4 separate regions of the Homo sapiens genome follow, and regions 1, 2 and 3 are each linked to region 4. Evidence: chromatin loops called from intact Hi-C (ENCODE). Cell type or tissue: endothelial cell of umbilical vein. All regions are shown on one strand. Region 1 has its middle 41 kb from the start of CCDC18-AS1. Region 2 overlaps BCAR3 (BCAR3 adaptor protein, NSP family member). Region 3 overlaps FNBP1L (formin binding protein 1 like). Region 4 overlaps BCAR3 (BCAR3 adaptor protein, NSP family member).

The links. A loop is a pair of places that touch in the nucleus more often than their neighbours do. Peaks named below come from ENCODE experiments on the same cell type or tissue, not always from the same donor. Only the 100,000 strongest peaks of a DNase experiment are listed, where the experiment ranks them.
Region 1: a loop joins it to region 4, with 6 times the contacts of the local background. A loop is called at or near these places in 23 of 110 quality-filtered maps.
Region 2: a loop joins it to region 4, with 7 times the contacts of the local background. A loop is called at or near these places in 13 of 110 quality-filtered maps.
Region 3: it touches region 4 in a loop (7-fold over the local background); 12 of 110 quality-filtered maps call a loop at or near these places.

The regions. Positions count from the first base shown.
Region 1 is chr1:93,300,979-93,308,978 of GRCh38, forward strand. No RefSeq gene overlaps it. Among named protein-coding and RNA genes, the nearest start is that of CCDC18-AS1, 41 kb to the right of the region's middle. In endothelial cell of umbilical vein, a CTCF peak has its summit at 3,838 (motif pointing right); a DNase peak (open chromatin) is centred at 3,863.
Region 2 is chr1:93,563,596-93,571,595 of GRCh38, forward strand. It overlaps BCAR3 (BCAR3 adaptor protein, NSP family member), which reads right to left. Exons shown (of 12, transcript NM_003567.4): 10 at 4,145-4,256; 11 at 3,684-3,896. Among named protein-coding and RNA genes, the nearest start is that of BCAR3-AS1, 24 kb to the right of the region's middle. In endothelial cell of umbilical vein, no CTCF peak of the experiment used is centred here; DNase peaks (open chromatin) are centred at 2,686 and 3,936; H3K27ac peaks cover 1,391 bases.
Region 3 is chr1:93,549,878-93,557,877 of GRCh38, forward strand. FNBP1L (formin binding protein 1 like) reads left to right here. Exons shown (of 17, transcript NM_001164473.3): 16 at 1,070-1,228; 17 at 2,532-4,784. The coding sequence ends at 2,539. Among named protein-coding and RNA genes, the nearest start is that of TRC-GCA7-1, 38 kb to the left of the region's middle. RefSeq lists a silencer at 2,795-3,089 and an enhancer at 3,137-3,665. In endothelial cell of umbilical vein, no CTCF peak of the experiment used is centred here; DNase peaks (open chromatin) are centred at 3,144, 4,474, 5,234 and 5,494; H3K27ac peaks cover 4,096 bases.
Region 4 is chr1:93,621,929-93,629,928 of GRCh38, forward strand. All of the region lies in intron 3 of BCAR3 (BCAR3 adaptor protein, NSP family member), which reads right to left. Among named protein-coding and RNA genes, the nearest start is that of BCAR3-AS1, 34 kb to the left of the region's middle. In endothelial cell of umbilical vein, a CTCF peak has its summit at 7,720 (motif pointing right); DNase peaks (open chromatin) are centred at 2,113, 3,843 and 7,753; H3K27ac peaks cover 6,284 bases.

The DNA.
Region 1 (8,000 bases), 320 kb before region 4:
AAATTATTCTGTTCAGTTGTTTTTTTTAATAAACCCCGCATATTGTCTGGATTTATTAATATTTATGTACCTGTACTGACAAACCATAGATTAACAGTTTTTCAAAAATCCCGTTTCAATAAGTCTGGGGTGGGGCATGAAAACCTATAAAACAAAATTTACCCAACTGAGATTTAAGACTTGAGATAAATCTCTCTTGATGCCAATAGTATTATTGCAATGCAGGCATTTCAGTAAGCTCCTATACAATATGCCAATTTTCTCATCTTTAAGTGGACTAAAGAGAAATGTTCTACAACAGTAGAAGCATTTTAACGTGATAACCAAATCAGCTAAGTGTTTAGTGATTTAAATGTATTTCTCAATAATATTTTCATAGTCTGACCATAATTCCATTCACTTTATTGTGTTTGGATATCCTCTTATATTGTGATTCATTTGAGAAGTTAATAGGCTCAACATTTTACAATAGTCAGTCTGTTGAGAGTAGTTAGAAAGACAGAAGGCTTTTGGTTCAAGTCATTTTTCTTTAAATAGCTCAATAAGCCACCTCCTCATGTTGAAATAAAAGCAGTTTAAACTCTGTTTAATACAGATTAAATTCTGGTCTAGAAAAGACAGAGACAGAGAGTATGTGTGTGTATAAAAGGAGCCAGGCAAACATATTTGTTACATCTAAACTTTAGTAAAATAAAAGAATTTTGACAAGCTTTTAGGATTCATTTTGGCCTATATTATATCAGTATATTTATTTGCTTTCTGAGAGAAACTTTGCTTGTTTTCAAATGTGAGGGAGATCAGAGGAAGCCTCCCCAAAATATGTCACTTTGGCATAATGATTACTTTGAGCTGAAGGCAACTGAGGAACAGAAGATGCAGAAAAAGTTCTAAAAGCAGAGTATAAATTTCTATTTTTGTAAAGGCAATTTCTATTTATAAAGGTATCCTCCTCTCTGGTACCAGAAAGAGGATACCAACTCTGGAGACAACTCTCATCACCTGAGATGACTTAAATCTGAGTAAGTCTCCTTCCCACACAACCTATCCCTCACCTCAAGTTCAAAATCCCTTTGTCCATACTTTGTTAAAATGATATGTAAGCCTCTGGGTCTACTGGCCTTTGGAGGCTTTCACAACTTTTCTATGAAGCTCCAATAGGCTCATGTAATAAACTTTTCACTTTTGTTAATCTGTCTTTTGCTAGTTTAATTTGTACGGCCCCAGGTACTGAACCTAAGAGGATAGGGAAAAGTTTTTTTCCTCCTCTACAAGTGGTAGTTATTTTAACCTGTTGAATTCATTGCAAAACGGCTGGCTTTTTTTTCTGCAGTCTACTTGACTTTTCTGCCCCATTTAACACTGTAGACTACCATGCCTTGATGCTCTCTCTTCTGTGATCTTCTCAAATGCCATTTTCCCGTCACTCCGATAATTCTTATTTTGGGCTTTCTCGCTGCCTTTAGATGTTGCACTGCTTTCCTTGGACCTCTTCCTTTTTCTCCAGTGTGCTTCCTTGATGGCCTTATCTATTCTCATAGCTTCATTTATTAATTCCCAAATCTGTTTCTCAAATGCCAATCTTAACCTTGAATTCCAAATTTGTATTTGTACAAATACAAATGATCTTATATTCCTGTTCTTAGTTAATGGTGTCATCATCCACCCATTTTCCCAAGCCGGAGATCTCAGAGTTATTCTTAATTCCTCCCCCTCTCACTCCTTTCATATTCAGTTACTAATCTTGAAATTCTCTTTCAGAAATATCTTTGGTCTAACCCATCTTTTCCATCCTATGTGCCAATGCTCTAGGTTAGGTTTGCATCCTCTCTCCCTTGGACTAACAAAACAGCCAGCTAACTTTTTACTTGCCCGGATCTAGTCCATTCTTTACAGTACCAGAAGTGCAACAGTGAAAGGATCTTGTCAATACCACAGCTTGCTTTTGGCTATTGAATAATGCCTTAGGCTAGCAAACAACTCACAACATGGTTAGTTATCTCATGATCAGTTTGGATTATTGTCGCTATATCAAACATACTACTCTTTCCTGATCACTAAAAACAATGTAAAAAAAGAAGAAAAGAGACTTTATCTTAGGAATGTAAGCCCTTTTAAATTATCAGGCCCAAACAGGCATTAGAATGAAACAGCAGTTACTTCACTTCACTTCCCCTTGGGCTAAATAATTGTCTTTTTTTTTCTTTTATATTTTCTTTTCTTTTCTTTTCTTTTCTTTTTTTTTTGAGATAGTGTCTCATTCTGTCACGCAGGCTGGAGTACAGTGGTGTGATCTCGGCTCACTGCAACCTCCGCCTCCCGGGTTCAAGAGATTCTTATGCCTCACCCTCTCGAGTAGCTGGGACTACAGGTGCATGCCACCACACCTGGCTAATTTTTATATTTTTAGTAGAGGCAGAGTTTTGCCATATTGGCCAGGCCAGTCTCAAACTCCTGGCCTCAAGTGATCCATCTGCTTGGCCTCCCAAAGTGCTGGGATTATAGGTGTGAGCCACTGCACTTGGCCAAATAATTGTCTCTTGATGCCACCTGCTACGTGGGCCCGAGGCTGACACCAAGAAGCCATGAAATGCTACAGCTGGACACCAGAACTCATATCGTATCGTTCAACAATGTACAGTCAAACACTTAATGTTATCTCTGTAAACCAATGAGAATTCCTGTCAAACAACTTTTTTTTAAATTATTATTTTTTGAGACAGGGTCTCTGTCACCCAGGCTGGAGTGCAGTGGCACAATCTGAGCTCACTGCAGCCTCAACCTCCTGGGTTCAAGCAATTCTCCCACCTCAGCCTCCTGAGTAGCTGGGGATACAGGTGCCCACCACCATGCCTGGCTTATTTTTTTATTTTTTGTACAGACAGGGTCTCACTGTGTTTCCCAGGCTGGTCTCAAAGTCCTCCACCTCGTCCTCCCAAAGTGCTGGGACTACAGGCATGAGCCAGCACACCTGGCCTGTCAAACAACTTTCTATCAGCCCACTCCTGATAATTTTTAATTATCTTTTTTTCCTTTGAAAGCTTGCTTGTAACTGAGGCTGACGGAGCTCATATCCAAGGTAACTGGGTCTGAGTCTTTAGAACAACTGTCCTTATCTTGGCTCAAGTAAACTTTTTTTTTTTGTCCTGAGATGGGGTCTTGCTATGTTGCCCAGGCTGGCCTTGAACTTCTGGGTTCAAGCAATCCTCTGCCTCAGCCTCCTGAGTAGCTGTGCCCAGCTTAAGTAAACTCTTTAAATCATATTTTGTGCCTTAGCATCTACCTTTAGGTCGACAATGGTAAAGAATAAAAGCGAAGATTTTTAACACTGGATTAAGTAGGAAATTCACAAAACATAATATCAAGCTCTGCAAAGAGCTATCTTAGCATAAATAAAAGGATGGTCTTTACGTATAAACTGTAAGAAAAGGACTCCTAGTTGAATAATATTTTTCCAAGTACATTCATTAATATGTAAATATCAATTAATAGCATCATATAGATTCATTTGCAGAGTTAAATTCCCATGTGGAAATTCTGTAGAGTTGAATGAAGACAATGACAAATGGGTAGAAAAAACTTCCCTTGAATGGACTTCTTGCTATTCTCTCGCTGCCATTTCATTTTGTCAACGATGTAGCTCATTTTCAATAATTAAAGTATGTTACACCCAAATAATCTATCTTCCCCTATTTCTACACTTCTAACTTAGCTTTGCTGCCAAAGCACACTGAAAAAAAGCCGTATGTCAGGACATATAACTTGAGTATTGGGATTTTTGTTCTAAAGGTCTTTTCCTCAAAATGCAATTAGGATCCACATGCAGGAAATCTAAACAGCCACTAGAGGGTGCCAGTCACATAATGACTGAGTAATACCTCCTTCCCCTTTGAGCTATTTCTAAATCTGAAAAGCCAACTGTTCTTGGTAAAGCCTTAGTAAATATGTTTATATTATTTCTCACTTGTGATTTGTAGTGATGTATAAACATGAGACCAGAGATAGCTATGGCCACAATTATTTCACCCTGACGTAAAAATGACTTCTGTGGTCTTCATTACAGGACAAAATGACCAGTCTTTCCTGCCCCTCTGTCATTTTTTTTCTCAGTTGCATAGTTTATCCCATTCTTTTATTGCTCAACTGAATGTCTGTAGGTATACTGACTGACTTTAAAGTGGTCAGATTTATCTTTCCTCCCTTTCTCTGTTTCTGTTTTTCAACCTTTGTTCTTTTTCCCTTATATATTCCCCAGCATTTTTTCTTCTTTATATTCCTTTCTTCAAACATTTTATTCCCAAAAGCAATGTTACAAGAAATAAGAAGGCCATGCTATACAGAACTCTAGGAGTAAGAAAAGCCTAACTTAGGAATTAGATGGAGATAGAATCTGCCTACTTAGTATAACACACCTTTGGGGCTGGTCTTCCACAGCAGGCCCTGAATGAACGTAGACTTCATCAGCAGGACAGAAATGAAATCTCTCAGAGCCCTCCTAGAGGAGGAAAGGGATAAACATGGGTGATTCTAAGGTATCTGGGAATGTAGTTCACTATAATGCACAGTGTTAGGCAAAAGGACAAAAATCTATTACTACTATAGAGAAAAGGTCAAAAGAGCCTATAAACTCAAACAAATATAAAAATTGCCATGCTAGTGAGACCCAAAATCATTTAGGTTTTTATTCTTGAAACAATGTTACAAAGAAAGTTTTGTGGAAATGTTTGGTTGCATATTGTGACTCCCTTAAAATGTCCCTAAAGCATCTGTTTGTCTTTATAATCAATCCACTTTGGCTTTTCATCCCTGAAGTATTTAAATTCTTTTGGAGACTTTTCTATTTCAGCCTGTAAATCCTTTGGAGATTAGAAGCTCCATGTGATTATAGTCATTTATTTATTCAAAAAAGCATTACTGGCCCATGTGGTGGCTCACACCTGTAATCCTAATACATTGGGAGATACACGAGGATTGCTTGAGCCCAGGAGTTTGATACCAGCCTGGGCAACATAGTGAGACCCCGTCTCTACAAAAAATAAAATTAGCTGGGTATGGTAGCACATGCCTATAGTCCCAGCTACTTGAGAGGCTGGGGTGGATCACTTAAGCCCAGGAGGTTGAAGCTGCAGTAAACTGTGATCACACCACTGTACTCCTGCCTGGGTGACAGAGCAAGACCCTGTTTCAAAAACAAACAAAAAACCGAAAAAGCATTATTGTGCACTTAATTTTGTGCCAGGCACTATTTAATGCATGTCCTGAGAATATTAAGATGAAAAGACAGCATCTCCTTACTCTTGAAAAAATCAGCCTAATGAGAAAGGTGCTCTTGTAAATAAAGTGTAAAGAGGTCATCTTGTCTTAAATTACCTTTTGCAAGTATGCCTCCTTCCTCGAGTATTCTGGAATTTATTGAGTAAATTCAAGTAGATGCTAAAACATTTATAAACCAAGATATTCTACAAATATGTTATTCTTGTATTAAGATGTAAGTTTTAAGTGTGTATCATTGTTCTTTCTTTTCTGATTCTGACTTTCAGTCATTCTTCAAAACTGTTTTTCAGTGCCTCCTATGTGCCAGGCACTGTGGTAGGATGCTGGGATACAAATATGAATATGACATTATCTCTGACTCTCCAAGTTATTTATTTCACATCTCCTCTCTCCTCAAACCTCCAACACTTCATCTTTCCTCACTCTCAACTGGTGATCTCAATTTACACTTCACTGAAAGAACAGAAGCCTCAGGCAGTAATTATATCTTCCCACCATCGAATCTACCAACCTACCTGAATCTGAATACATGTTCTCCCTCCTTTCACAATGAGGTTGTCCTTTCCAGGGCTCTGGATCCCATGCCCTCCTGCCTATTTGAGGATTTCACTCCTGCCATTATGTGTCCTCTTTTCTGCATCATGCCTTAGTATTGTCTTGCTTGACTAAACTCTCTCTAGACTCTCCATCCTTGCTGGCTTCTGCCCTCTATCTCAGCATGCCTTCACAGTAAAGCTTATCAAGAGTTGCCTATACTTGCTCTCTCTACTTTCTAACTTCTCTTTCTCTGTTCAACCCACTCCAATTATATGTTCATTGCATCTGCTGAAATAATATTTACCAGATCTGTCACCAGTGACTTTGACCTTGCCAAAGATTATGTCAATTTTCAGTCCTCTCCTATCTGACCACTCTAAATTTGGCAGAGGTGACCATTTCCTCCTATTTAAAATCCATTCTGTAGTTGGCTTCTGTAACCATATGCTCTCAATTTTCCTCCTATTTCACTGGTGTTTCTTCTTGGTTACTTCTTCCTCTACTCAACCCCCCTAATCTCCTTGAATATTTAATTGCCTTCTCACATCTCCACTTGTATTTCTTAAGGCATCTCAAATGTAACAAGACTGAGAAAAATTATTGGTCTTTCCAGAATTTCCTTTTCTCTAGAATTTCTTCCAGAATTTCTCCTTTTCCAGTTTTGTACATCTTGAATAAAGCATCCCCACTCACCTAGTACTTCCTCTCACCACCTTCAAACCAATCCATCAGCAAGTCTTTTCAGCCCCATATGTAAAAAAGAACTTGAATCAAACCTCTTCTCACCACTGTGACAGCTACCACCCTAGTCCAAGTCATCATGTCTTGCTTGGATGACTGCAGTGGCCATCTAATTATTTTCCAGGTTTATCTTCTTGCCCACTATTAGAGAAGCCAGAGAGCCTTCTAAAAACAAAACCACATCTCTGCCCTACTTAACACCCTATGATAATTTTCCATCGCTCTTAGAAAAAAACTGAAGCTCTTTTCCAAAGCCTCTAAGACCTGCATAGCTTTCCTACCACTCTCCCCTTGTTCACTGCACCCTGGCCACATAGGCCTGCTTTACAGCCCTCTCATTTAATGTCAAATGCATTTCTGTCTCAGGCTTTTGCTCTTATTGTTTCCTATGGCTGGAACTCTTCCCATGGCTGGCTCCTTCTCTTTGTTCACTTCCCAGAGCTGTCAGTACAAATTGTCTCCTCAGATCCCTTCACCATTCTATCTAAAATATTCCAGCCACCTATCTCTCACCTGCAAAGTCATTCTGAGCCCCATTACCCTGTTTTATTTCTTCATAACACTTAACATAATCTGAAAGTATCCACTTTTTTTTTTTGTCTCTCTTCTCATTAAATGTAATGAAAGGGCAGGGATCTCATGTGTTTTACTCACCCTTGCATCTCTACTCCAGTGTCTGGCACATAGAGATGTTTGAAAACAGTGATTAAATGAGTGAAAAGTCTAGTCAATGAGTGAAAGAACAGGAAGATGTGAAAGCCAGCAGGTAACAACCCTCGGTGTGATATGAACAGTGACAGAGATAACCAACCAAGGAAACAGTCCATGAAGATAAGTAGCTATGAAATTGCTGGATACTTTTTATATACACCTGACCTAAAATTACATTTTTCTCATTCAGATCTTGAATATTTGAAGATATTAAGTACCTTTTCTTTTCTTTCTTTGTTTTTTTGAGACAGGGTCTCATTCTGTCACCCAGGCTGGAGTGCAGTGGCACCATCTTGGCTCACTACAACCTCCGCTTCCTGGGCTCAAGTAGTCCTCCCATCTCAGTCTCCCAAGTAAATGGGACTACAGGCACACACCACCACGCTTGGTGTATTTTTTGTATAGATGGAGTTTTGCCATTTTGCCTATGTTGGTCTCAAACTCCTGAGCTTATTTGAGCTGCCCACCTCGGCTTCCCAAACTGTTGGAATTACAGGCATGAGCCACTGCGCCCAGCCCTTAAGTACCTTTCATAGAAGAAAGCTCATTTTTTTATTCCTTTCCATTTCCTAGCTCCATGTATTTCTCCCAAATTAAAGCCCATATCTCATTTCTCACCTCCTTTTCATGTACAAAATGTTCTTCCCAAAAACAATAGCAAATAAATAGTTAGAATTAACTGTATCTTTGAAATGCTATAGTTAAATGATTATTTGACTGTGCTAATGGCAGGACAATTG
Region 2 (8,000 bases), 58 kb before region 4:
ACTCTATTCCAAAATGGCTGTATCATTTTATATTCACAGCAGTAACATATGAAGACTCCAGTTTTTCCACATGCTGCCAACCCTTAGTTTTATCATTTTTTATTTTTATTTTTTTGAGAAGGAGTCTCGCTGTGTTGCCCAGGCTGGAGTGCAGTGGCACGATCCTGGCTCACCACAACCTCTACCTCTCGGGTTCAAGCAATTCTCCTGCCTCAGCCTCCCAAGTAGCTGGGACTACAGGTGTGTGCTACCACGCCTGGCTAATTTTTTGTATTTTCAGTAGAGACGGGGTTTTGCCATGTTGGCCAGGCTGGTCTCGAACTTTTGACCTCAGGTGATCCACCCGCCTCGACCTCCCAAAGTGCTGGGATTACAGACATTAGCCACCGTGCCTGGCCTATCATTCTTTTTAGTTGTAGCCATTCTAGATAGTGTGGTGGTATCTCATTGTGGTTGGTTTAAATTTACATTTCCCTAATGATGAATGCTTTGAACATCTTTTCATGTAGTTGTCATTTGTATGCCTTCTCTGATGTAGTGTCTATTCAAATTTTTGTCTATTTAAATTTTATCTTCTCACTGAGTTGTAAGAGTTCTTTGTATAGCCTAGATGTAAGTCCTTTATCAGATATATGTGTACTCAATGTTTTCTGCTGTGGTTCATGCTTTTTGTGTCCTAAGAATTTCTTTCTTTCTTTTTTTTTTTTTTTTTTTTTGAGATGGAGTTTTGCTTTTGTTGCCCAGGCTGAAGTGCAATGGTGCAACCTCTGCCTCCTGGGTTCAAGCAATTCTCCTGCCTCAGCCTCCCGAGTAGCTGAGATTACAGGCATGCGCCACCACGCCCGGCTAATTTTGTATTTTTAGTAGAGACGGGGTTTCTCCACGTTGGTCAGGCTGGTCTTGAACTCCCGACCTCAGGTGATCCGCCTGCCTCAGCCTCCCAAAATGCTGGGATTACAGGCGTGAGCCACCGTGCCTGGCCAAGAAGTCTTTACTTAGCTTAAGGGCACAAAGAATTTCTCCTATGTTTTCTTACAGAAGGTTATACTTTAGCTCTTACATTTTGGGTCTATGATCCATTTTGGATTATTGTGTATGGTATGAGGTAAGGATCGAGATTCACTTTTTTGCATATGGATATCCAATAGCAGATACCATTTGCAGGATTATACTTTATCCAGTGAATTATTTTGGCACCTTTGTTGAAAATCAACTGTCAGCCATATGTGTGGGCCTATTTCTTAACTCTATTCCATCTAAGAGAGGATGTGGTCTGCTTAAGGCCAAAGATGTTCAGGCAACTCTTTTAAAGAGAGAGAAGCCTCTAGCCAAAGAGTCATGTGGTTCTCATCCTTTATTATTGCTGGGATAGTTTGTTCTGCCATTAAATATACCTGCCATCTAGATCACAGGATCTTGGTTGTAGAAAGGACAACAGGAATATTTTCTTCCTGATGATGCCAGAATATCCTTGGTGGATAACCAACCAAAGGCCAGATGGTGACTTTTTTTTTTTTTGAGACCAGGCTGGAGTGCAGTGGCACAATCTCGGCTCAATGAAATTAAGAATCAAGGAGAATCGCTTGATACTCCTGCCTCAGCCTCTCAAGTATTCCCTCTCAAAATTCCCCGGCTAATTTTTGTATTTTTAACAGAGACGGGGTTTTGCCATGTTGTCCAGGCTGGCCTCTAAGTCCTGACCTCAGGTGATCTGCCTACCTCAGCCTCCGAAAGTGCTGGGAATACAGGCATGAGCCACTGCGCCCGGCCCCCAGATGGTGACTCCTATTCATACATGCTTTGAGCCCCTTCCCATTCACGTGGTCTGGTCTATGCTGGTGAGCAGATCTCTGCCTTTCCTGGGTTCACTGTCACTTACAGCAATGGGTACTTGCTGTGAAATCTATATTAGGATCGACTGAAAAATTCCATCAGTGACCTTTAAAGTGATTTAAAGCTGTAGAGCAGCTTATGGCACACTTTTCTCAAAACCCACCCTGATGTATTGGCTTATGCAACATCCATGGTAATGTATTCATTGGCTTTGTCTAAGTAGGCACTCTGATACTTGTTGACTTGTGTGCTTTTATTGTTTGAGTAACATACAGCCAATCCTGGAGAACTTTTTGAGGAAGAAAATGAAACAGGTATGCGGTGCTTATACCCACAGCAGATGGTGCAAACGACTAAGTCCCACATCTGGTTCTGAGGCAGCTCCCTTTTAGAATTAAATAAATGGAGTCTCCTGCCCCCACATAGTTCTTAACTTTGTGAATCAAACTGTGAGCCCTTGAAGAATTTAAAAAATTATATAGTAATGGAAAATAGTCATCCTTGATGACTGCCTTGGCAAAGCCCTCCTTCCTGAATGGTCTTTCTGCCAGCAAACCTTCAGCCTTCCAGCCTTCCTCCACACAGACACCAGAGTAATTTACTTTAAAACAGAAATCTGACCATGTGACACCCTCCCATGATTAAACCCTTCACTGGCTCTTCTTCAGCCACGGTCTTATGTGGAAGGGCTTCCCAGCTGCACCTCCCTCTGTAGCCTAGTTGGCCATTCCTTAGGTCATACTTTGCACAAATCTAAACCCAAGTACTTGTGGATCCCAGTTTTCCCCAAGGTCTCTCAGCGCCTTTGCTTGGGTTGTGCCATCTGAGTGGAATTCCCAGCCCTGCTTGCTGGTAACTGCTTTTGTCCTTTAACAATCAATGCAGTGTTTTCTGGGAAGCTGTCACCAGGTGCTTCCTCTTTCCTAACATCTCTGACCAAATCAGTCCCTTCCCCTAAGTGCTCCCACAGTATACACTGCATTTATCGTACCTGCTTAAATTCCTCAGGACATCCAGTTAGCACGGTGCCGCGCGCATGCCACATGTGTGATAAATGCCGGCCGTGCTGACTGAGGAGGCTGCTTTCTGTCACCATAGCACTTGTAAGAAAAATCCGTTTACGCAACACTGCCCCACACTTTCCAGGATGTGTCTGATGCTAAGAGCAGGGGAGCTCACTTCCCAGTGTGACTGGGAAGGAACAGGAATGCAGATAAATGAGGTCTGGATAAAACTCCACCTCCTCATCTTGGCACATCACCTTTTCTAATCTCACCTATTAGAGGTACTATTAATAAGTGGTAGGCAAGTTGGCCAATTCTTGTTCTGTTGCCCAGCGCCCAGGCTGGAGTGCAGTGGTGCGATCTCGGCTCACTGCAACCTCCGCCTCCCGGGTTCAAGTGATTCTCCTGCCTCAGCCTCCTGAGTAGCTGGGATCACAGGCACACACCATCACGCCCAGCTAATTTTTGTATTTCTATTAGAGACAGGGTTTCATCATGTTGGCCAAGCTGGTCTTGAACTCCTGACTTCAAGTGATCTACCTGCCTCAGCCTCCCAGAGTGCTGGGATTACAGGCTTGAACCACCACGCCCGGCCCCAGTTCTTTCTTGACCCCTTCTCTCTGTTTATTCTATACCATTGAACAACAGAACACACAAGGAGAAACAGGGCACTTGAGTCATTCTGGAATTAAGAGGAAGTAATAACTAGCCATATAGGAAATGGAATTCCATTCTTTAATCCTTCCTTTTTGGTCTTTTTCTAAGTGAAGTCAGCCATGCTCTTCCATTCCTTCATTTCAATTACGATACAGTGTTAGAGAACAGCTTACAAAACCCATCTCTTACCTGCCAGGATCCTCTCAGCATTCATCCGGTAGCTGTCTGCAGCCTCGGCCATGAATCGCGCTGTTGCCAAATGGTTCAGCATGATTTCACAGCTCTGGTCGTTTTTTTCCCACATGTCGGTTCCTTCAAAAGTCACAGCCTGGCGCTCCATTAACGTCACAAGCGGCATCAGCAGTGGGACTGATACATTGTTTGGGGGAACACATGTGGACTCTGAAGAATAAGGAGTAGAGTTTTCCATATCACATGTTTTCCAAAGTTAAGCACAGAATGAGGTGACTCATAGCCCTTGTCTTGTTACAGCAACTGCAGCCTTCTACAAGCAACGCTGTCATCTGATAAAAGCCCTGATGAGCCATCCACAGTGCTGCAGATAACTCAGGGCCTCATAACATGCCCTGTGTACTTGTACTCCACTCCCCAGCGGGGTAGCCCCATGCTTGCTCTGCCCACGTGCTCACCTCTGCCTTCATGCAGGAGTTTGCTGAAGGGCTTCAGCTGTTTCTCATAGAGAATGGCAGTTTGGGTGTACTGGTGCCGCAGAGCAGTCCACGTCTTTTCTAACCTTGTGATCTGGAAGAAAGGTGGTGTTTTGGAAAAGGTTCTTTTTAAAATTACCTTTTAGTGGCTGGGCGTGGTAGCTCACGCCTGTAATGCCAGCACTTTGGGAGGCTGAGGCGGGTGGATCACTTGAGGTCAGGAGTTCAAGACCAGTCTGGCCAGTATGGTGAAACCCTGTCTCTACTCAAATACAAAAATTAGCCAGGCGTGGTGGCGTGTGCCTGTAATCCCAGCTACTCGGGAGGTTGAGGCGGGAGAATTGCTTGAACCTGGGAGGCGGAGGTTGCAATGAGCCAAGATCATGCCACTGCACTCCAGCCTGGTTGACAGAGTGAGACCCTGTCTCAAAAAAAAAAAAATAAATAAAATAAAATTACCCTTTTGCTTAAATTTTGGAACAGGTGATAGATACACATGGTAAAAATGTCAAAGTGTCTGAAAGCAGGGTAGAAAGAAAAAATAATCCCCCATCCGCCCCATCTGCATTGCTGTTAGCGCATCCCAGAGATGGCAACTCTCTTCAACTGCTTGTGCGTGTGTGTTTCACATACAGCCTGGCCTGCTGGCCAGTCCACTGTCAAAATTCAAGGCAGTATTGGATGAGAGGAAATAAACATGATGCAAAGTAAAACACCTGAATGAAAAATTACACTCTTGTTATAATAGAAATCAGCATTATCATGAAAATACGGCAGAACTGATGTTGCTTATTTTAAATACTGATCCTAGAAAATTCCAGTGTACCTGAAGAATTTTGAAAGCTCTTGAAATAAAACTGGAATTGACCTCCCCAAAATTCCTGTCTATACGCACACCCCTTTTAAAAATAAATACATGCATATTATATACTACATAAACCACACCCATTCCTTGCCTCAAAAGCATTCAGTATAAGTACATATAGAACAGCCTTATTTTGTTAAATTTCTGCATAATAGTCCACTGTATGGATAGCTATAGTTTAACTCGTCTCTTAAAGAGTTTTATGACTTTTCTTCTTTGAGATGGGGTCTCACTCTGTTGCCCAGGCTGGGGTGCAGTGGTGCGATCACAGCTCACTGTAGCCTCAACCTCCCAGGCTCAGTGATCTTCCCACCTCAGCCTTCTGAGTAGCTGGGACAACAAACATGAGACACCATGCCTGCTACTCATTTCTTTTCTTCTGCAGGTAACTCAGGGCCTCAATTTTCTTTTGGAACAATTTAGTCAGCAGCAGCATACACCACTGACTCTGACTGTCCTAAGATAAATGGTCCCCAACTCATACCCTAAAACCGGCAAGGCTATGTTAAGTTTTCTACATGAAACAAGGAAGGGCATTAGTATTTGGGGAATAAGAGCCAAGTTTGTGTCAAATATTTGAAGAATTTCATTTAATCTTCACAATGCCCTTTAAGACAGGTATTTTGGCTTTTACAGATGAGAAAACAGAAGAGATTAGGTAACTGCCCAAGGCTTCCCAGCTGGTATGTGGTAGAGCTGAGATTCATTTACTTGGCCTTGAAGAGCTCCTGTATCCAAAAGGAAGGTGAGTAGGCTCAGCACCAGCAGACGTGCTGTGAAGAAAAGGCTGTGGCCGCCTTCCTCCTGCTGCCCACCATGCTGCCCTTCCTTCTGTAGACCCCTGCTCCCTACACCCACTCCCTGAGGCATTGCCTTTCTGAAAGAAGCCTCTGGGTCTGGGCTAGGCCCATCTCCTGGACATATTCTCTTGATACTAGAAGCTGAGAAGAGAAGGTGGCAGATGTGGCTATAGTGTAAGGGCTGGGTTGGATGGTGACACGCAAAGTAATGTGACCCTCCTTTTGGGCTTTCTCTGGGTATGCCACTTCCTCCTAGGCCACTGTATGCTCTGGAGGACTGTGTCCTGTCACTGCTGATGTGCTCCAGAAGGGAAAGGCTGACACTGTTAGAAGGCAGGGAGCCGCCTACAAAGCATGGTAATGTGGTTGGGGACAAGTCCCTAACTGCTGAGTTTGATGTCATGGATGGCAACCATGTGATCCCACAAAACATCTCCTTTACCAGTCTCAGGGGAAGCTCTGGGCTGGAAGGCTTTACCCACAGCCTGGCCTGTTGGCTCTGCTGTCAAAATTCTAGGCAGTTTTAGGTGACAGGAAATAAACATAATGCACATTAAAATACCTGAATGAAAAAATGATAACCCGTTATAGTAGAAATCAGTATATCATGAAAATCTGGCAGAACTTATGGGCTGCTTATTTCAAATACCAATCCTACAAAATACCAGTCTACCTGAAGAATTCTGAAAGCTTCTGAAATATAATTAGAATTGACCCCCCACAAATTCCCGATGAAGGCACTAAGTTTTCAACTTTTTATTTTTAAGGTGACCTTGCTTTAATGCAAGTAAATTCTATTCCTGCCATGATCTGACTTGCGGGACATGTGATTGTGGCTGTTTTTCAGTGGCAATGATGGAATTTCAGTGAGTACCTGGCAGGATTTCAGAGCTAACCTGTGGCTATGAAACAGCCAAGCCGAGTGACCAGCGGTTTTGGTGTTACTAGAAAGTTTTGCTGGCTGGACTGTAAACTCATACTCAAGTCCTCCAAGCATCCAGGGCTTGGGAGAACAGAAGTGGGAGTGCTGATCCTCAGCAATAAAGATGGCAGCCTGACTTTCCTCTATGAGGCCTGCTTGACTTCAGATACAGATATTCAGGTTTGACACTCATCCTAAAAAATCCCTGGCACAGCAGATAAATTCAAATGCCCAGTTTCAGAAACGGTAATTAGGGAGTTCTATGGCAGATGGACCAGGAATCCGAACTTTTTAATAGGACAGTCTGTTTTAGGTGACCTGAGATAAACTATTCTAAGGATTCTGATAGAAGCTCTGCAAATGTCTCATTTCCCAGTGATTATCCTAGACTGCCCACACCTGGTGACCCAGATGGAGGCAGTCTCCTTCTTATACAACACACTTTAGCCAGATGTCTCATCCTAATTGGTTCTCCTTGAATCACTACTGTTCATGAGGATGACACTTGCTACTGTACATCAAAGAGAAAGCATGGACTGTCAGCAAATATTTACTGCCTTAAAAAATAGACCCCAGAGGCTGGGCGTGGTGCTTCATGCCTGTAATCCCAGCACTTTGGGAGGCCGAGGTGGGCAGATCACCTGAGGTCAGGAGTTCGAGATCAGCCTGGCCAACATGGCAAAACCCCGTCTCTACTAAAAATACAAAAATTAGCCAGGTGTGGTGGCCCACGCCTGTTATCCCAGCTACTCAGGAGGCTGAGGCAGGAGAATCGCTTGAACCCAGGAGACAGAGGTTGCAATGAGCCAAGATCACACCATTGTACTGCAGCCTGGACAACAGAGCGAGACTTCGTTTAAAAAAAAAAAAAAATAGACCCCAGTCCAGGTACAGTGGCTCATGCCTGTAATTCCAGCACTTCGGGAGGCTGAGGCGGGCAGATCATGTGAAGTCAGGAGTTCCAGGCCAACCTGGTGAAACCCTGTCCCTACTAAAAATACAAAAATTAGCTGGGTGTGGTGGTGCCTGCCTATAGTCCCAGCTACTTGAGGCTGAGGCATGAGAATCACTTAAGCCTGGGAGGTGGAGGTTGCAGTGAGCTGAGATTGTGCCACTGCTAGCCTAGGTGGCAGAGTGAGATTCTGTCTCAAAAAAGAAAAAAAAAAGTAGACCCCAAATACTTAGGACACTGTCCCCTAAATGAAGCAGCTTTCACTAAGATTCAATTTACTTTTGAGATTGACTAAAATA
Region 3 (8,000 bases), 72 kb before region 4:
AGGCCACCTGTTTAGATGAAAGTGGGAGAGAATGTAGTAGCTACTGACTATGTTATCTCTTACTCTATGAAAGTTGAAGAACAAACTCTGGAAGGGAAGTAAGGCACTGAGGCCTTCTCCTGCAGATTTTTAGTTCCTCTTTATCCTGGACTGTGAAAAATACTTTCCCTCAACTAACAGGAGAACTGAGCGACACTTTCATAAATAAACGGTTGTAAAATGGTGCTTGATTTAAGGTCTTTCTCCCCACTTCGTGTTGGTTTAAAATTGAGCAAAGTCTCTAGTTACTTCTTATTAGAAAATATATTAAATTTAAGACCTTGCAGCCAAGTGCAGTGATGTGTGCCTATAGTCCCAGACACTTGGGAGGCTGCGGTGAGAGGATTGCTTGAGCCCAGGAGTTCGAATCCAACCTGGGCAGTAAGACCCTATCTCTAAAACAAAACAAAAGAAAACAAACTTGCTATAATGTAATCTAGAGAGTAGGGAAGCAATTTGGCACGTGTTAAATGAAGATTCAGTTGTGAAAATTGTTACTGCTAAGCAGGTTGGGCGTGGTTGGGGATAGAGAGTGAAAGAGTTGTGTATGGCCATTCTGTTTCTACCATCTCTAGAGTCAAACCCGTATTTTTCTCTGTTCTCCCTTCAGACTCTCTTTTTTCCTTCTTTCTTCCTGCTCTTTTGCTATCTGGTTACTGTTTTCCTAATCCATACCTGCTGAATTTTTTTAGATAGACTACTAAAATTTGGGAAAAGAGTTGGAATAGTGACATAGGAATTAGAATACCCTGTCAAATCATGTAATGTCACTGTGACTCAGTTAACTTCATCCGTTACATGGGGGTGATGTTATCCAGCCCTGCGGGCTTATTATGCAGCTCAAATGAGAGAATGTATATGAAAGTGCTGGGTAAGCCACAAAGCACAATAGAGATGTTGCTAGTGAGAGTCAGTAGTTCCAGGTACATTGAAATCTAGTAGGGTTTCATTGTATTTTGTGCATTGTATTAGTAACTTTAAAAAAAATTATCACAATGCTTAAATTATGCTTGTGAAAACTCTCATCTAGGACATAATGAAGGTACTCTAGCAATGAAAGAAGGTGAAGTTCTCTACATTATAGAGGAGGACAAAGGTGACGGATGGACAAGAGCTCGGAGACAGAACGGTGAAGAAGGCTACGTTCCCACGTCATACATAGATGTAACTCTAGAGAAAAACAGTAAAGGTGCAGTAACTTATATCTAAACTAACCAGGCACCTTTGTGCCATGTGTGACATAGGAAGAGTAACATAAAATGAAAACACATTCAACAGGTTGAAAAAAATAAGGAAACTTAAAGGGCATCCAAGATTAATTGTTCACTATGTGAGCTGAGTGTAGGCTTGATCTTGTGAATATTACCACAAGAAACATTTTGTGGCACTTTACTGTTTGAGTAACGTTGGTGTGAAGCTTAATTGATGCCTTTTGCTTTATGTCCCGCTTAAGTCTGTGTGAAGGATTTGTGTTTTTCTGCCTTACAAATAGAATTTGATTTATTGGGCAGGAATTCATGGATAGTAATGCTCTCTGCCCCCTTTACTTCAGAAAACACAGTGACTTTAGTGAATTTGAATAGTGAAACTGCTCTGAAATGCTATGGAAAGCCGACTCCCCAAAGAGTGGTTTCTTCTAGAAGTTTGAATTTGTAGCTACAGTTTCCAAGAAGAAAAATAGTAGTTGGATAATTTAGTAAAATAATAACATCATTTTCATTTTCTTACCTATTCTTAACTTTGGTTTCCTAAAGGAAGAAAATGAGCAGGTAGCACATAATCTATTTAAGTAGATTTAAAGAGAGTTTCAAAATAAATCTCCTGGTCTAGCTCTTAGGTGAATAAAATAGATTTTGTTTGAGACCTCAAAATATTTTGAGGTTAGCTGGTAATTTTCAATAATTTACAAGCTTCCTTCCAAACTAATCTCATACTTTTGTATGTTTCATCTTGAAAATATCTTTTGGGAAATACCACTTTAGTGATTATTTAGCATTTAGCAGTTACACATAGGAAAATACACAGTTACATAGAAAAATACACATTTGAAGATAGAGGAAACCTTGAATGGAGGGGAAGTGTTGACAAATTTTAATTTTTAAAGGAGAAACTTTTTGACTATCTGGGTTAGAGGAAGATATGTGTACCGCCTTTAGGGCATTTTGTTATTTCCGCTGAATCATTAGTTATTAGGATAGATAAATTTTTCCAATTAGTTTCAGCAAGCGTTGTTGGAAACACTGTGCAGTCAAGGATTGTGCAGTGCTGGTTGTGTGACCACACCCTGAGTCAGTGGTGTGGGGAAGTAAAGTGTGAAGAAGCAGTAAGATTGGTTTTTAATTTTGCCCATGTTTTAAATTTTCCTGGTGTTTTCGGTAGCTGACTATAAAATGATAGAGACATTTGGGACAGGCACTTTAAACTGAACACCCCTTTTGGTTTTACCAAAGGTCTTCAGTAATTGTTCTTTTCTTTTTCCTCCTGGACTGCAGGTTCCTGAAGAGGGTTTCTGAGGAAATGGGCAAGATGTTGAAGGAGGTTACATGCAGCTGCTTTTGGGGGAGGGTATTAGAGTTGTCAGGCTCAAAGAGAGTGAGAGAAGCAAGTTGCATGAGTGCATGCAGACATGATTTTTTTTTTACTAACTTCATTAGCATTTCCATACATTGTTTTTAAAAATCATAATACCAACCCTTAAGTTCCTAGTTCACAGTTATTCCCACAAAAGAAAAAGCCAACAATAGTGTACCATTTTTCTATTTATTTTATTGCTGTCTAATCAATAAAGAATGCAGAGCTGTCAAAAAATGTGTCTTACATTAGCTGTCCCAACAGGATTGTCTTCCCTCCCAGCTCTGTTTTAATTGGCTTTTAGACCCACTATCTGTCAGATCCTTGCCATCTGTCAGTGTCTGCCTGCGCCACCTCCGTGCTTGCTTAACATCCTGTTGCATGTCTAGCGTGATTGAGCTAGATTTTTCAGGCATGTCTTTAGATTCCCTTGTTCTTGTCAAAGCCTTGTTTTGTTTTACATTTGTAGTGCAAATCACTTTGTCAAACATCTCCAGCACTAATGTTTCCATCTTAGTATTTGTGCACACTGCTATAACTTCCCCACTGCAAACATTCCAGTTTTGGCATTACGAAGAAGTAGCTGTGAACCTGAAGTATTTATGATAAGAAAAAGAAAACATCTCTGCTGTAGCCTACAGCCCAGTTGAAAGAACTCTTTGAAACGTGATACATCTTCAGCACCTCAGTCTGGGAAGAATCTAGTCAGCACTGAAATCCTGGCATAATAAACACAGAAGATATTCACCACCTCAAGACAAAGGACTATTGTCAAAAGTCAGCTGCTTCCATTCAAATGCTGCCTTAAACTTGAGTGCCTAAATCTGTTGATTGCCAACACTACCACTACAGTATCCCACAAAGGGCTTTATGTGTCAGCTCAGTGCGACCTGCTTTAACTCTGCAGCACCGCTGCAGCTGCCGATGTAGCCTCGGTAGGTGGCTATTAGAGCTCTACCATATACAGTGGTGCATCTTCAAATTTATGCATCAAACTAAAGACATGTCCAAGTCCATTTTAATTTCCTCAGTGGTTTTATGAGAAGTTTTATGGGCCTCCCCCAATTGTCTTTTTATTTTGGGTTATGACGATCATGTTTGATAATTACAATGATAGTCTCTTTCCACGTGATGCTTTTGTTTGAACCTGATAAAATTTAGTGAAACTTTGTAATGATCTATGTGCACTTTTACTTGTAAAATGGAATTTCTGTATGTTTATACTTGTAAATATGATTGTTGTTAGTGCTCCTGTTGCTCATGGTGTCCTGCCTCGCATTTGTGATTCTGTTAATGACATGTATCTTAACTAATTTCTTAGTGGTGTTGTAATAGGGAGATGGGGCAGGTGGGGGGTTATTTGTACCACTGAATCTTCATTAATTTGGTTCTTTACTGTTTTGAGGGGAGAAAGAACGTGAAATGGTTTGTGTATTATTGAATTTTAAGCAATATTTTAGAAGCTGTGTGACTGCTTTAATAACTTTTTCCCAGTGTTATTTGAATCATACTACCCGTTATACTAAAGCTGAATGACAATTGTGTGAAAGTTACTGCCTTCATAAGATCAAGTCACCACTGTTACACAGCTGACATATAGTGTATTACCTTTGCAGCTAGTAAACTATAAAGTTTAGATATTGAATCTCGTTACAGGGTTATTTATATAATGTGACATTATTCAGTACTGACAGACTACATGAAGTAGTTTTAAAATCTAGTGCTATTTTTATTTTAAAGGTTAGCAATGAGGAGGAAATGTGATCTGGCTGTGTTTGTCTTCTGTACAAAGCCTGAAGTGCTTATGGTTTTTTGGCTAACAGCCACAGAGGGCAAAGTTTAAGACTTTCTTGTAAGGACTAACTGTTCTTTTCAAGCTACTGTTTGTTTTTCTAAAAGCAGGATTTGCTTCCGTAGGAGGCAAGTTCCTTGATGTGGAATAGTGCAACCTGTATATGGGTTATTATAATAGGAAAGACATTTGTACTTGCACAGTTTAAATCATTCTTAAATTTTGAACATGTGAATTGTCCCAAAAAATCTTTAATTTTTTGGTAATTTTTACTCTTTTTGTGCACATGTTGATTTCTTAATGGTAAATCCTTCATTTAAAGATAGTGTTCTCTGTTGAGAATATTTACATGGAATAAAACAATCTTTTCATGGCCTGTTAAGGTGTTTAGTGTGTGATCTTTCATTGCTATGTGAATCAGAGATGTGATGATTTTGTTCTTGAATGTGCCAAGTCTCAGATAATACAGAGTAGATGACAAATTCCATAAGTGGGACAAGTTTTTTTTGTTTTTTGCAAAGCAGTTTTGGAAATTGTATTCTAATTTTGGTTTCTCTAAGCTTTCCTAAAGGAAAAAAAAAGTTTGCTGTCTCTTTAGAGTGAATTTAAATTGCATGCAATAATTTGGATTTATCTTTCTTCTCCAGTAGCTGTGTTGCATAGACTTTCCTTTTACACCATCTGTCCACTGCAACCATACGAACTGTCCCTGTACCTCATAGCCCAATCTAGCCACTACACGCTGGACAGCATTTCCTGTGCTCCGGCTTGATTCCTAATCAGTTACAACACCCAAGTCTTCCTGGCATTTCAAAGCATGGAAAGAACATTTGCCATAATTAGTGACACATTATCTGTAACTTCAGGAAGTCTAATTTCAGAAGATTCACCTTTTAAAAAATGCAAATGTGAAACTATGACTGCAAACTTTTAGAAACTCAGAAAAGGGAATAAAATTCAGGGTAGATGCTGAACAATGAGAGGTTACGATTGTTGAGATGAAAATTTAGGGATCAATGCCAAGTTTGGAAGTAGGAACACACAAAACAATGAAAATAGCAGGAAAATAGTGTCAATTGTTAAAGCTTCAGATGGACAGAGGTTTGGGGTGGAGAGCTCAAAACAATGAAGAAAGCTTTTATTATCAAAACTAAGATCAGTGAAATCACTTCCTATTTGCGAGGGGAAGATAACGTCCTTGATAACAACAAATGAAAAGTCTCTCTAGTCTCATTGAAAAGGGTTTTATTTTGAAGAATGTACAGGTTAAGTATTCCTTATCTGAAATGCTGGGGACCAGAAATATTTCCGATTTTTTTTTTTTTAGATATTTGCATTACATACTTAACAGTTGAGCATCCTTAATCCCCAAATCCAAAATTCTCCAGTCAGCATTTCCTTTGAGCATCATGTCATTGCTCAAAAAGTTTCAGATTTTGGAGTTTTGAATTTGGGATACTCAACTTGTATTAGCTTAAGTAAAAAAAAAAAAAAAAAAAAGCTTAAGAAACAACCTATTTCAATGAGCTTATATACCTAGGATCAATGTATTCCTGAGTATAGTCACTGTCAGGAATTAGGGAAACTACAGAAAACATAAGATGCACCAAAAGATTGGGGAATTGGCAAACACACATTTTGAAGAGTAAATTCTGAGAAGTTGGACAACAACCCTTGAAAGTATTAGATGATGTTAGCTTTTAGGGGACAGTGTATTGGGCAACTGACTGAGGTTCCTAAGAATAAGCCATGTCAAAATAGCCTCATTTCTTTTGATACAAATGGGGGTAATTCTAAGACATAATTAGTGTCTTGCTTTCAACACAATTTCAGTTTGACAAGATTTCTCACTTGTTTTCTGTGAGTTGTGACAGCACTATTAGGGATATGGGAGCATTTGACGAACTGATTTGGTAAACCCAGAATCTCCATCCTGAGGAGTTTCTTGTGGATAATATGTATATGTATGTTATGAACCATTATAAGATAAATATATCACCCAGTTTAACAAGTAGAATATTACCAGGTGGGCACAGTGGAAGCACTGTCTTGAGTGTGGAGTGAGACAGACAAACTACAAGCTTCCAATTCTGGCAAACCAAGATGAGCAATCCCCAACCATCTTACTCCGTCTTTCTCCCTTTTCTCCATTCTCTTCTATGGCTGAGAGCTCCTGCCACTGGCTCTTGGCATATAGCCAGCACCCAGATGGTGCTGTGCTGTCTGATGAGGGTAGGAGGTGAGATGGCGATCCATTACCTGTTCCCTCTCTTCAGGTGCCAGGCAGTGGTTAGTAAACTAATGACAGTGGTCAGTTGAATGGGGGAAGTCACTGGAAGAGTTTGCAGTTCCTTGTGTCAAATCACAGGGGCATCATTTCCCTGGTGACAGCCATATCAAGCAAAAGATTATACCAACCCATTTGTTTAAACAAACAACTTGAAAATTATTAGTGATTTATAAATGGTTTGTGCTACTTATATCACTTGATAAAGTTTTATGTAGTTTAAATAAAATGAATTATCTTGTTGATTTGTACACTGATTTATATATTTATGAATTTAGTAATATCCCAGTTATCAAATATTTTAAATATTCCATTGTATCTTGAGACTTTTTCACTCATCATTTTTAAGATTTATCCTTGTTTATGCATAATTTTATTGTGTATAGTATTCCATTATAAAAGTATACACAAATTATCCATCCTCTTGTCGATGGACATTTGGGCTACTAGTTTTGCTAGTAAAAATATACTGCTTATGTGTATCTATGTACATGTTTACTGATTTCAGAGTTTCTCTAAAATTGTACCGAGGAGTAGAATTGCTAGGTTATGGTTATAGTTTTCATTACAATTTTAGATTCAAGGGGCACGTGTTCAGGCTTATTACATGGATATATTGTGTGCTGCTGAGCTTTGGACTTCTAATGATCCTTTTGCCCAAGTAGTGAACATAGTAACCAATAGGTATTTTTTCAAGCCTTTCTCCCCTCTCTCACTCCCCGCTTTTGGGATCCCCAGTGTCTATTGTTTCCATCTTTATGTACATGTTTACCCAATGTTTTGCTCCCACTTATAAGTGAGGACATGCAGTAGTAGTTGGTTTTCTGTTTCTGTATTAATTTGCTTATGGCAATGGCCTCCAGCTGCATCCATGTTACTGCAAAGAATATGATTTCATTCTTTTCCATGGTTGTGTAGTGTTCCATGGTGTGTATGTACCACATTTTCTTTTTTTTTTTTTGAGATGGAGTTTTGCTCTTGTCGCCCAGGCTGGAGTGCAATGGCATGATCTCTGCTCACTGCAACCTCCGCCTCCTGGGTTCAAGTGATTCTCCTGCCTCCACCTCCTGAGTAGCTGGGATTACAGGTGCCCGCCACCACACCCGGCTAATTTTTGTATTTTTAGTAGAGACAGGGTTTCACCATGTTGGCCAGGCCGGTTTCGAACTCCTGACCTCAGGCCACCCGCCTTGGCCTCCCAAAGTGCTGGGATTACAGGCGTGAGCCACCATGCCTAGCCACCACATTTTCTTTATCCAGTCAACCATTAATGGGCACCTGGGTTGATTCTGTGTCTTTGCTGTTGTGAAT
Region 4 (8,000 bases):
TGGCGCAATCTCAGCTCACTGCAACCTCCGCCTCCCGGGTTCAAGTGATTCTCCTGCCTCAGCCTCCCGAGTAGCTGGGACTACAGGCACCCGCCACCATGCCTGGCTAATTTTTGTATTTTTAGTAGAGATGGGCTAATTTTTGTATTTTTAGTAGAGACACAGTTTCATCATATTGGCCAGGCTGGCCTTGAATTCCTGACCTTGTGACTCACCCTCCTAGGCCTCCCAAAGTGCTGGGATTACAGGCGTGAGCCACCATGCCAGGCCAGGAGCCAGCACTTCTACAGAGAACTTTTACCATGGTGTCCTATTTCATAGTCACACTAGGAGAGGAGTATTATTATCTCCATTTCACATGTGGGATCAAACAGCTCTTAAAGTTAATGATTAAAACAACAACGAATCAGAATGGCTGGCTCTATCTGGTGTGATGAGGGAAGCACGGAGAACACCTGGTCACCAGAAGTGCTTTATCTTATGCAAATCTGAAAGGCAGACCTCCCTCCAACAGAGGGACAGATACTCTTGGCAACACAGGCAGCAGATCTCATCTGCAATAGTCCATCAGAGGTCCTATTCCGCTCACAGCTGAAAGGAAAGTGCAGGGCTGGGAGAGATGGATGCTGACATCAGAATCTGAGAAGAACCAGGAGGCAACAAAGGCTTGCTGCACAAGAAGGGCTAAGGGACCGCTTTTGTCACATGGAAACACAAACAGTACCCCTTCCTCTATAGGAAGAGGCCAATTCAGAGGGTTCTGTGCATGGAAGGACCTCATTGACTGCCGGCCAGTTTCTTCACTTCCTAACGTAGTCAACTGCCAAGCATAATGCTGTCTGCAGGAGTGACATCCAGAAGGTCAATATTTGCCCTTCCTGGTGCCAAGGTGGGGACAATAAATTCCTTTGCCAGTGGCTCAAAGATTTGGGTACGCCTTGCAGTGTATATCCAAATGGGTGGAAGGGCTGGGTGGAGGAAGGGAGAATTACTAGGGAGAGCAGCAGAAACCCATCTGGGTAACTATCCAGGAACACCAGGACTCCCGGTTGGGTCACTTGTGATAAGATGTGGGAATCCATCCAAGGACAAGCTATAGATGGGCTGGGGATCCACAGCCCCTCTGGACATCCCCACCCCCTGCCCATAACTTCTCTGTAACAGTAGCAAATCTGGCAAACTTGGAGGCAATGGGTATCCAGTACATAAACCAGGAGGGAGATAAACTAGGGAAAGATGGGAATAGGACTTGAAAAGATTTTCTTTTTTTTCGCAAAACTTAGCATTCATGTCTCAACATTTTATATATGTATCCTGAATAGAGATAATAGAAATATAGCAGAATATACTTCTGATCCTAAAAATGTAAGGGGGGGAATGGTATAGATAGCAGGTGGTGGCTATTATATTTAAAAGCTTTACTGAGTAGCATGTGTATTCATCCTTTTAATGGATGTGTGAGCCAATCAGAATACTGAACACTGAATGGTCCAAGAGTAAGCAGGTGAATGACATGAGACCAAACAGAGTCCTTCCCTGAGACTTTTCAAACTAGGGCTGAGAGAGACATCCCCTTTTCCCCTTGGACCACAAGCCTTAAGAATATAAGCCTAGAGCAGCCCACAGCCAGGCCCTCACTGCATAAAGAAGCTGATGGAAGAGAATGTGGTCAAAGTGCTGAGAGAGGCAGATGCAAGAGACTAAGGTCCTAAAAATGTTTTCCTTCCCAGAAGTAGTCATCAACCCAGGCCACTCCACCCCTGCCCTTCCCAGAGGTAAGTTTCCTAGCTCACACCATCAATTTGGGTTTACAGGCTCACCTTATCAGTGTAAGATTAAAACTTGAGATGGAGATGTAACATACTGTGTCTGGCTCTGTTGGAGATTATGTGTATAAAATGTGATCTCTGTATCTGAGAAATGCTACAAGGAGCCAACATGAACTGATGTTACATGAAAACATGCATATTATACACCCATTAATAATAGGGTTGTACACTCATGTGTCAGCAATGAATGGAAATTAATGGTGTTTTGCAGTCTATTCCAGGGACTTCCATGGAAATAATTGAGTTGCCTTGAGTTTTCAAGGATAACAATACACGAATTTGCCTCTAGGAAGAGGGAGAGGGATTCATGTTGTTGGAATGTACTGTGCCACTGGTGTAGGGGTGAGTTCTGCTCCCACACCCAGCACCTCCCAGCCAGGGGAAAGCACAAACAAACTGCATTCTCAGCCCTGCTTATGTGGCATCAGCACCATCCTCAGCTCCTGGAGGATGTTTCCAAAAGGCTTTTCTGCTATGTGGAAGGCCACAGGACCCAATTTAGAGGTACTGGCTGAGACATCCCCTTATTGAGGCCAGGTGAGCTTTTCCCGGTACAGTCACCTGCGAGGGCAACCCTCATGACTTCTTTCCAGGTCAAAGGACAGGACGTTTACATCATCTCCAAATCACATTCAAATCTTCCCAAATGTGCTCCTTAGACAGTCCTTAGGTGGACATGGCCTGGAAGTTTGGGAGCCCCTGCTCTCAGTCTGTGTGGGCCCGTAGGGGTTTCCTTCTCCCCTTAAGAAGCCCTAGCTCCAACCCTGTCCTCCAGGGTTCAGCTACTGAAGCACTCATTAAAATGACTGGTGCCCTTGTCTGTTGGCCTCATGACCCATGTCTTATTGTCATCATTGGAATGCCTGAACATGATAGGGGCCCACTGAACATTTGGAGATAGCTCAGGGATTCTCAACCTGGGGTCCACAAACACCTGGAACTAAGATGTGCAGTAAGTGTGCATGCATATTTCTAGAGACGTGGCTCTTGTTCATGGTATTTGCAAGAAGGTAGGGGCCCTTCCCTGTCTCTCCAAAAATAGTTCAGAACTGCAGAGGCGTGAGGGATGACAGGCCACACAGAAGTCATGCTCCTCACCGGGTAAGCCAGCCTTGCCAGCCTCTGGCTGAATTACGGCTGCTTCCCACTTTGGCCCTAAGAGTCATTTTACGGCCAGGCGCGGTGGCTCATGCCTGTAATCCCAGCACTTTGGGAGGCCGAGGAGGGCGGATCACGAGGTCAGGAGATCAAGACCATCCTCACTAACATGGTGAAACCCCACCTCTACTAAAAATACAAAAAAATTAGCCAGGCATGGTGGCGGGGGCCTGTAGTCCCAGCTACTCGGGAGGCTGAGGCAGGAGAATGGCGTGAACCCAGGAGGCAGAGCTTGCAATGAGCCAAGATTGCACCACTGCACTCCAGCCTGGGTGACAGAGCAAGACTCCATCTCAAAAATAAAAGAGTCATTTTACTCTCTCAAACTTTGAACTAGCTGGGATTCCAAACTGGGAGAGGCTTCCAGAATGCAGTAATTCCCAACTCACACTACCTGTACTCTGTTCAAGTAATCCTGAAACCAGGAGGTAAGGGGACTTGACTCTATTCTGTCAAGGCTTTCATGTAGAGACCATGAGGAGACAGACAGGAGGGCACTGAACCAGGATGGATTCAGCTGGACCACACAGACCCCTTCAAAATACACCCACCTGGGCCTGGTAAAAATAAGAATCCGGCTGAAGACTGGTGGTCACAGGAAACAGTCCATCAGTTTCCTTATTTCTTCTGTACAAAAAGCTCTTTTGAGAATGTGAATGGGGGCTTTATATAGTAAGTTCTCATCCACAGGCTAATAAATATGTGAAATGGCTTCTCAGACCAGGTTCCTGCAGCCTGGACACTGAGGTCATTCAAGAAACAATTAGATGCCATCTGGAGAGGGCTGGGACTCGAAAGGAAATTGCCTTGAAGGGCCAAACAGCATGTTCTCATTCCCAGGGTCTGACACATCCTTATCTTCATTCACATAAAGGATGGATGGAGCTCAGCCAGCAAATCCACACTGGGAGCATAGAAGGAGCCAAGGCTGCAGCAATTAATAAAAGCTTAAGGATCAGGAGAATGCGCACTTCCAGCCTGTCCCAAGTAAATGGATCCCTGCAACAAATTTCTCCCTCGACTACACTTGCATACTCAGGCAGAGCACCTTGCCATAACCCAGCCTTGGCCTCACCAAGCTTGGGGTTTTCAGAGTTTTAATATAAAGCAATGAGAGGAGAGTTACAATTGCTTCTGGCCTAGCACTTTATAGTATATGATGAGCAACCAGATCTTTACAGTATATCATGACTTGGTTATGTTACATAGAGTTAGCATTTCCAGAGGTGTCACAATCCACTCCACTGCAAGGAACAGGCCCACAATTGAGAACCCTTACTTCAAGGATTGACTCTCAATTTTTTCCTTACTTTTAAATGAAAATTTAATGTCTTTCCTACATTAAAAACAAGTCTCTTTAAATGTAAATGCAACTGTTGGGCAAGCTGAGCTTAAAAGTAAACTTTGCTAGAGAAATAAATATGGATTTAGATAAACAAGAGGGGATTATTTGTGTTTTAAGTGTTTTTGCAGCTTTTAGTCTCTTAAGTAGCAAAAGACCCTCTGGTACAGTGGTGCTCAAAGTGTGTTCCACAGGCTGATCTGCAGGCTGGGGGGTCTTCTGGGGGTCTGAGAGGTCAAAACTTATTTTCATAATAATACAGAGACATTTTTTGCCTGTTTCACTGGGTTGACATTTATACTGGTGGTGCAAAAGCTATGATGGGTTAATTCCTGGTGCCTCAGCACAAAGCAAGGCAGAGGCACCAAACTCTACCAGGGGCCATTGCACTCTTGACTCCCATTGGCTCAAAGAATTGAAGAAAAATAGCCAGTTCCACCTAGAAGTCTTTGATGAAGCAGTGAGAATTACTCACTTTATTAAATATGGGCCCTCGAGTACATGTCTCTTTAGTATTCTATACAATGCAACAGGACATGCACAGAAAACAATTCTGCTGTGTTTCCAAGCACAGAGTTTGTGTGAAGGAAAAGCAACTGTGCAATTGAATTGTGGGCTCAACTAGCTGCTTTTTCATAGAGCACAATTTTTACTTCAAAGAATGTCTGACAAACTTGGTTATTCAGACTCGGGTATTTATTTGGCAGCCATTTTCTGAAAAACGAACAAAGTGAGCCTGTTACTTCAAGGAAAACAACAGACAGTGTTTGTTGCCAATGATAAAATTCCAGGTTTCAAGTGAAAATTAGAATTTTGGAAAACTTGTATTCACCACATGAGTTTGACAGCTTTCCAATACTTTAATGATTTTTCTGATGAGATCGGTGGTCATATTAATGAATGTGAGTTCTGATATTACATAGTGAAATATGTAACATTTATAAGATCTGCATAACTCGTAAACCAATATTTTTCAAATGGCCAATGCATGATGATATAAACTCATGCATGGGTAAAAGATCCATTCAAATTGCAAGAGAGATCCATTCAAATTGAATTTTAAGGAAATAAAACAAGTTCATTGACAGGATTTCAGAGTCCACATTGCAGTTAACTTTTAAGGAACTACAACTTGTTGAACTCTAGTATCAAAGACCAACAACTATAATGATCTGAAGAGGCTATTAAAATACTCCTCCCTTTCTGAACTGCATACCTGTGCAGGGCCACATTATTTGAGACTTCAACCAAAGTAACACAAAACAACAGAGTGAACACCGAAGCAAATATAAGAATCAAGTTGTGTTCTATCAGACACTAAAGAGATGTGCAAATATGTAAAACAATGTCATTCTTACCACAAATGTACATTCACTGGTATATAATGGGTTTATTCTTATTTTTAAATGAATTACATGAAATGCTCATCAAGTAAAAATAAGTTAAATAAACATTTTAAAATATTCCATTTTAATTTCTAACATGATGAGTATCAATAGCTAGAAGTCACATAACAAAAACTTTTTAGGGTCCTCAATAATTTAAAAAGTCTTGAGACAAATGAATTTAAGAACTTCTGCTCTAATATTTAAGTTACTTGCTTTACATAATTTTGATTGAGCCATAAGTTTTCAGTATCTTACCTATGGAGTAGACTAAGGGATATAATTACAGGGGTGTTTTTATTTTTATAAGTAACTATCATAAAAACACTATTAGAAAAAAATTAGAAACTGAGAAAAATGTAAGAAACGACAAATAAAAAAAACTTTCGGTTGCCAAGAAGTTTTATTTTGACCCATTATGTGACACTGAATCATTCTACTCCTAGATTTTTATCTTCTGAAAATTCTTACACTAACGCACACCAAGCCACCTCCACTGACAACAGCACCATCCTACCAGTGTCAAGCATGGCTCCTCTCTTCTCCCACCTCATGTCCAATCCATCAGGAAGTGCTGATGGCTCTGCCTTCACGTTACATTCCTAGAACCCCCTTATTTACCACCTCCCCTGCTCTCACAGGTCCAAACTACCATCATCTCTCATCTGGACAATCACAGTAGCCTCCTCACTGGTCTCCCTGCTTCTGCCCCTGTCCCCTGCAGTCTAGCAGCAACACAGAAGCCAAAGTGAACCTGAGATGCCTCCCATCTCATTCCAGAAAAAATTGAAGTCTTTACTCTGACACACAATCCCTCGCACATCACCTTCTGCCACTCTAACACCAGCTGCTTTCACCAGCTCCAGCCTCTGGCCTCCTCGTTCCTCCATGGAAGAGGCGGACCCTGGCTTCAAAGCCTTGCCCTTCTTCTTCCCCTTAGACATTACAGTTGACTTGTATTTCCACTCAAAAGTCACCTTCTTGGTGAGGCCCTTCCCTGGTCACCCTATCTAAAATTTAATGTCCCCTTACTCCAACTTTCATAGCTGCTTTCCCTGATGCATCTTTTCTGCTAAGCACTCATCGTCAGCTAACAGGATTGACTTGACTGTCTTTCTTATTGTCTTTCCAGTCCTCCACCCCCAGAGTAAAAGCTCCACAGGGGCAGGGATATTGTTTTGTTCACTGCTGTATCCTCAGCCCCTGGAACAGTGACCAGCACAGGGAAGAGACTCAACAAATACTTACTAAATGACTATGTACTAACCACAAAATTGTTTCTAACAGAACATTAGCAAAACCCAAATGTCAGTAGGCAACTAGTTAACTATAACTGTATTTCATACAATGGAATACTGGGTACCCATTCGAAAGAAGGAGGGAGGCCCATACGTTTAATATGGAATGATGTCCAATGAAAAAAGCAAGTTGCAAAGTTATATGTAGTTAGACAGTTTGGCAATAAATAAAATTCCTCCCAAACTCATTTCTTAACGTGATCTTCTTCTCGGAATCTCTTTTCCCATTCAAGCAACATGGAGCACCTACTGCTTCTCCCAAGGCTCCTCCCACTGTTCTCTCCTGCTCCAGTCAGCCTGGGCACACGCTGTCTCCCAGGCATGGAGTCTTCTGCCTTACCCAATACCAGCATCCTTCCTGCCAAGCCGAGATGTTTTTTCAGATACCAAATCACAATTCAAATACAAGTTGTTCCCAGGAAACTTCTTGGTTACCGGAGGTAACACTTTGGGCCAAATGCAAACCTCCTATCTCAAAATCTACATACAGTATCATAGCATTTTAGAGCTCTTCATTCAAGAACATTGACAATTAATTCTAATAATAAAATTCCTTGACAATTTAAATCTGCATTTTCATGTATTGTAAACACAGCTCTTCTTTCTGAAGTTGAATACAAGTCCTGACATGCTATTACATTTAATATTAAAAGCTCTTAGAATATTTAGAAACCGAATTGTAGCCAAATGCTGAACTGTTGTGACACTGATGAGCACTAGAGGGCAGAGCTTAACAGCAAATGATTCTAAAGCTAGCAATCCAGGCCTCTCGTTTTGGTGTTGAAGTTACTGACTCCCTATAGTTAACAAGATCTCCCAAAGAGTAGATAGGTCTAAGTCATAGAAGTTGCCAGAACTACACTTTTAAAAACAGTGTATATCTCTGCCCAAATATGTGAGTATTTAAGGTGACAACAGCAACCCCACAGTTTTTATCCTGTACCAGGTGGGCAAGAGAAGGTAGACTGAGGTTAGGTGCGGGAACCTC